Regions from separate parts of the Homo sapiens genome. Here region 2 is linked to region 1. A link is an interaction called in ENCODE POLR2A ChIA-PET data of the cell type or tissue named here. Cell type or tissue: Panc1. All regions are shown on one strand. Each heading gives the region's core, and the rest is flanking DNA. Links, peaks and the distances in the headings are about the cores only.

Region 1 (2,917 bases), core at 276-2,775:
TATTTCTTATCTTAAACCCATTTCCTTAGTGTCCTGGAAAGCAGGTTAATCCATCAGATTCACTAGGGGTTAAGTGTGATAATCACTAATCAGCTTTCCCTGCTAAGTAAAATACATGCATTTCAATGCACACTCTTATCATATCGGGAGGGAAGGAGTCAGTGATGCTGTGATTTGGCATGTTAATTTAAGGAGAGAAGGGAGGTCAGGAGAGCTGGGTGGTGACCTGATCAAATATCTCCATACGTATTTCACCTAGGATGGCTCTAGGTCCTAAAAAGAGTAAAAGGTGAAAACACTAAGTGATATTCAAAACAAAAGAAAAAGATGAAAAATAAGAACCTTGGTTAAAGAGCAGTCGAAATAAGTAATGATTATAGCTATGATTTATATAGCACTTTTTACAAGAAGCCAGGCGCTGTTTTAAACACTTGACATACTTATTTGCTCATTTCATAATTGTAACAACCCTATCAGATAGGTACTATTTTTATCCCACTTTACAGAGGAGAAACTGAGGCACAGAATTTTAAGTGATTTGGCCGGGTGCGGTGGCTCACGCCTGTAATCCCAACACTTTGAGAGGCTGAGGCGGGTGGATCACGAGGACAGGAGATCGAGACCATCCTGGCTAACACGGTGAAACCCCGTCTCTACTAAAAATACAAAAAATTAGCCAGGTGTAGTGGCGGGCACCTGCAGTCCCAGCTACTTGGGAGGCTGAGGCAGGAGAATGGTGTGAACCTGGGAGGCAGAGCTTGCAGTGAGCCGAGATCGCGCCACTGCACTCCAGCCTGGGCGGCAGAGCAAGACTCCGTCTCAAAAAAAAAAAAAAAAAAAAAAGATTTTTAAGTGATTTATCCAAAGTCACAACACAGGTAGTAAAGGCATGGAGCTGGAATCATAACGCACAGTCTGTTTTCGGAATGTCTGTTCTTCACCACTATAGGAGTCTTGTTTTTTCTTTTTTTTAAATTAGAGATGGCGTCTGGCCATCTTGCCCAGGCTGGTCTCGAACTCCTAGGCTCAAGCGATCCTCCAGCCTCAGCCTCCAAAAGTGCTGGGATTACAGATGTGACCCACCGTACCCAGCTACTACAGGAGTATTAGAAAGTGGGAATTTTGGCCAGGCTCAGTGGCTCACGCCTGTAATCCCAGCACTTTGGGAGGCTGAGGCAGGTGGATCACCTGAGGTCGGGAGTTCGAGACCAGCCTGACCAACATGGAAAAACCTCATCTCTACTAAAAATACAGAATTAGCTGGCCATGGTGGCACATGCCTGTAATCCCAGCTACTCAGGAGGCTAAGGCAGGGGAATTGCTTGAACCTGGGAGGCAGAGGTGGCAGTGAGCCAAGATTGTGTCATTGCATTCCAGCCTAGGCAACAAGAGCAAAACTCCATCTCAAAAAAAAAAAAAGAATTTTAGTTGATTTTTAAGTAACCCACAAACCAACCATTGTAACTAGCCAATGTGATCTTATGGTATTTTAATAGACATACTAGTACTTGGATTTTGAAGGATCTAGTAGTCTAGCTGTAACAGACCCACATCTGGATGCTATTCTAATTCTGTGTATCAAAATTGAAATGGAACACTAAAACAACCAAACACATCCAGGGAGGGACAACCAGGGTGTGAGGAGTTGAAGACCTTGAATATTTTGCTCAGCAAGAAGATGCAGGCAACAGGAGTGAGGTTAGGAGAGAAAAACATGAATTACAGAAGAGTGGCCCCTCAAATACCTGGAAATCTGTACGAGAAAGGATAAATCACTCTAGGACTAGAACCTGTCTCCTCACAACATCTTCTCCCAAATTCTTCCCCATGAAGTAATACAGAGGTCTCCACCCTGGCTGACACTAAAAAATATATACAGCAAGAAAGATGCCTGGGAACCAAACCAGTGCCAAATTGGAACCTCTGACAGTGGGACCAGGTTTCAAATTTCGAAAGCTACGGCTGGGCACGGTGGCTCACACCTGTAATCCCAGCACTCTGGGGGGCCTAGGTGGGTGGATCAGCTGACGTCAGGAGTTCAAAACCAGCCTGACCAACACTGTGAAAGCCCACCTCTACTAAAAAATACAAAAACATTAGCAGGCATGGTGGTGGATGCCTGTAATTTCAGCTACTTGGGAGGCTGAGGCAGGAGAATCTCTTGAACCCGGGAGGCGGAGGTTGCAGTGAGCTGAGATCACGCCATTGCACTCCAGCCTGGGCAACAAGAGCAAAACTCTGTCAAAAAAAAAAAAAAATTCCTCAGATGATGCTAAAGTGAGGCCAAAGAATAATAATAAATTTTTTCGTGATCATTAATAAATATAACGAGAACCTCGAAATCAGAGCAGAGATCAGGGCTCAACTCTGAATACGCCTCAGAATCTCCTGAGGAGCTCTACAAAGCCAGGTGCCAGTTCTTAGCCCAGAACTAGCAAATAATAATCTCCAGGGTTCTAATGAAGCAGTACACTGTAGAGACTGTACAAGGAGACCACGGCAGAAGAGGAGGCTGGAGAAGGCTCTCCTGTCAAGATATCTGCACTTTCTTCCAAGGGCAATGGGGTAAGTCTTTGAAAAGCTTTAAACAGACAAGTGATAGTTTGATTTACATTTCAAAAAGATCCCTCAGGCTGCAATAATCCTGGTGGGAGGTCGTGGCTGCCCAATTTAGGTAGCAGCATTGTAAGTGTTTTGAGGCAGACATCCATCTTCTGTGACATTACAGAGCTACATGTGATGGGACTTGGTGACTGACTGAAGGGCAAAGGTGACTCAGAGAAAGGGAGGAGTAAGTGACAACCTCCCAGGTTCCTGTGGCATTTGGTATTCAGATGGCGGTCACATGCTCAGCATGGTAAATGTCATGGCAGGAGTGCCAACATTGAGAGGGCAATTGGGCCACACAGTCTCTAAA
Region 2 (2,917 bases), core at 110-2,609, 110 kb before region 1:
TTTTAAATCAATCAGAAATTAGCCAAAAGCTTTAGATTGTAAAAGTGAGTGGGAGGAGAATAACGAGAACTGTCCTGGGCTTGGGTAACTTTCCCATAAGGCCAAAACCTAGATCCTGACCACTTGTGGTCAGAATTAGCAATGCAACATTTCCTATAAGAAGCTGAGTTGTTAACTTTGTTAAACTTGTTCGCAAATTCCTTAAGGGGCTTCCATTAGTTACATTATTATCCATCACCAATATTTATCACAGAACATCTGAAACTTAGGCTTTCTAATGGCAGAAAACATTTTACATACAGGGGGAAATGTCATTAATAGAAATGAGAAAGCAACTTGTAAAACACCCCAGTGTGTAAGACAGGATAACAAAGGATACTGAAGTTAGCTGCCATCTGGATACCTGTTCACATGATACCTATAACTAAACAGCAACTTACCTGATGCTACTGTGCATTGGGTTGGAGACAAGGTATACATGATAAATTCCTACTATAATTAATAAATGTTCAAATGAAAATATACAAATAGATTGGGTGCGGTGGCTCACACCTGTAATCTCAGCACTTTGGGAGGCCAAGGTAGGCGAATCACAAGGTCAGGAGCTCAAGACCAGACTGGCCAGCATGGTGAAACCCCGTCTCTACTAAAAATACAAAAAATTAGCTGGGCGTGGTGATGCGTGCCTGTAATCCCAGCTACTGGGGAGGCTGAGGCAGGAGAATGGCTCGAACCCAGGAGGTGGAGGTTGCAGTGAGCCGAGATCGTGCCACTGCATTCCAGCCTGGGTGACAGAGCAAGGCTCCGTCTCAAAAAAAAAAAAAAAGAAAAAAAGAAAAGAAAATATACAAATAACTATGTTACTGTTGATGTACATTAAGTATGAGTTGAATGCTAGAAGATCATCTGGGTTCTCCAAGCTATGCCATCAAGAAATAGACACTCTGATACAGAAGGCAACTTCTGAATTTAACAGTGCTGTGCGATATATCAAGGGGAAATTTGGGACAAGGATGCCTGGCAGTTCCACAAGCCTAGGAAAAGTGCCTCAAACAATCTTTAACACCTTTAGGTAGAAATAGAATCAGTACAATATTTGTATCCAATGTCTTTGATCATTTTGATAATCTTATTTTTAAAAGATGGGATGTTTTCCTCCTCTAGAATTAGAATTTACCCTACACTCTGGACATAAGAACCAAGGCAACTAAGTTATCTGCTGGCCAACTAATAGACTGTAAGCCATCCTGGAGCAAGGACCATGTCTCTCTGATTCATTTTGATTTCCCCAATATAGTACTTGATATACATGGTTGGTATTTAGTAATTGTGTATTGAATACAATTTTTATAGACCTCCATGTTACAAAAAGGACCTAAATTGGGGGAAATGGATGGTAGGTCAGTTATTTCCTTCAGGATATTTTTAACACTGTGGAGGTCATTAATCTGAATCCTTATTACAGGAATAATGGGAGTGAATCACACTTTATAGAAACCATGACGGAGGTTTTGACTCATCATTGGTGCTAATCAAGGTAAACATAATAGCAAGTTGTGCCACCCTCATAAACATCGTGACAAGTTTGTAAAATAGAGCTAACACTTTATTGCAGCAATTTCAAAGAGAAGAATTACATGAAATATGATGATGCTAAGATGAGCTAAAATTCCAAAGAAAGGATCTTCTCTAAGCAAACTAACCTTTCTTTTAATTATATCTCAAGAAAGAAGCTGAGTATAAACGAAAAGCACATTTGTCAACAATTCACTCATTCAGTTACCATGTATGCCACTAACTACAATCCAGAAAGATTTATGATTGTGCCAAAACAAGATGATGAGGTTCTATACCCAGAATGTAGATTAATGTTAGAAGGATGACTCAGGACTTATGGCATCAGTCTGATAGACGTTGAACCTTTCTTTCTTTCTTTCTTTCTTTCTTTCTTTTTTTCATCTCTGTGAGTTCTTCAACTACAGGACAGAATGCCAACTCAGGAAGATAATTCAGTAAACACAGCCACCTTTGACTACAGACTATTTTTTATCCAAGATGTATTTCCATGTAGCAAAGTAAATTTAGCAAATGAAAATATAGTCTTGACTTGCTATGGATGTCCCCTATCTCTGCCAAAAATGACAAGCTGCTTGCTCAAAAGCTGTCACTAATTAGCAGCTGCTGCTGTAAAGAAAACCAAAGTAAGTGCCAATAAAAGCATATTGAACTCAAAGAGGGCCCTATGACAAGAGATGGGAAATGCAAGAATCTATTTGTGACTAGTAAACTTACATAAATACTAGCAATCTAAATTTGGGAGATGTAGGGGCAGGGCAATAATGGCAATACATATCCATTCATATTTAAACAGGAAGGACTGAAAGAGTCTCCTAACATCCTGAAAGTCAGAAATACCAAGGTATTGGTGTTGCTGAATTCCATCACAACCATTTCCACCTTTCCAATAGGAGCCAGTCTTGGTTTTGGATGATGATGATTATTTTTAGAGACAGGGTCTTGTTCTGTGGCCCAGACTGGAGAGCAGTGGCATGAACACAACTCATTGCAGCCTGTGACTCCTGGCCTCAAGTCATCTTGCCACCTTTGCCTCCCAAAGTGCTGGGATTACAGGCGTGAGTCACCGCGCCTGGCCTGGTTTTGGATAATTTCTCATTGTCAATACTTCTGTCTCTGGCACTTTAACAACTGCATTTGTAGACATTGTAAAAATAAATTTTAAAAATAACTTTCATATTCTATGGGCTTCGGCCTAAACTCTGATGGTTCCGAATCTACCTGTTGACCCCTCATGTTATAGGTTGAAACTATGAAGTCAAGCAGAAGTGATCTGCCCAATGTAAATGAGCACAGATACAGTGGTAGAAAATCACTTTACTAGCCCTATTTCAAGAGGCTC

Evidence for each region. ChIA-PET counts read pairs that join two places held together with the same protein. Peaks named below come from ENCODE experiments on the same cell type or tissue, not always from the same donor. Only the 100,000 strongest peaks of a DNase experiment are listed, where the experiment ranks them.
Region 2: POLR2A ChIA-PET joins it to region 1 with 5 read pairs; 3 of 35 experiments call an interaction of 5 or more read pairs at or near these places.

The regions. Positions count from the first base shown.
Region 1 is chr17:42,359,239-42,362,155 of GRCh38, forward strand. The region is part of intron 1 of STAT3 (signal transducer and activator of transcription 3); the gene reads right to left. Among named protein-coding and RNA genes, the nearest start is that of STAT3, 28 kb to the right of the region's middle. In Panc1, for the core only: no CTCF peak of the experiment used is centred there; no DNase peak of the experiment used is centred there.
Region 2 is chr17:42,251,188-42,254,104 of GRCh38, forward strand. The region is part of intron 1 of STAT5B (signal transducer and activator of transcription 5B); the gene reads right to left. Among named protein-coding and RNA genes, the nearest start is that of STAT5B, 24 kb to the right of the region's middle. In Panc1, for the core only: no CTCF peak of the experiment used is centred there; a DNase peak (open chromatin) is centred at 1,634; H3K4me3 peaks cover 185 bases; H3K27ac peaks cover 2,500 bases.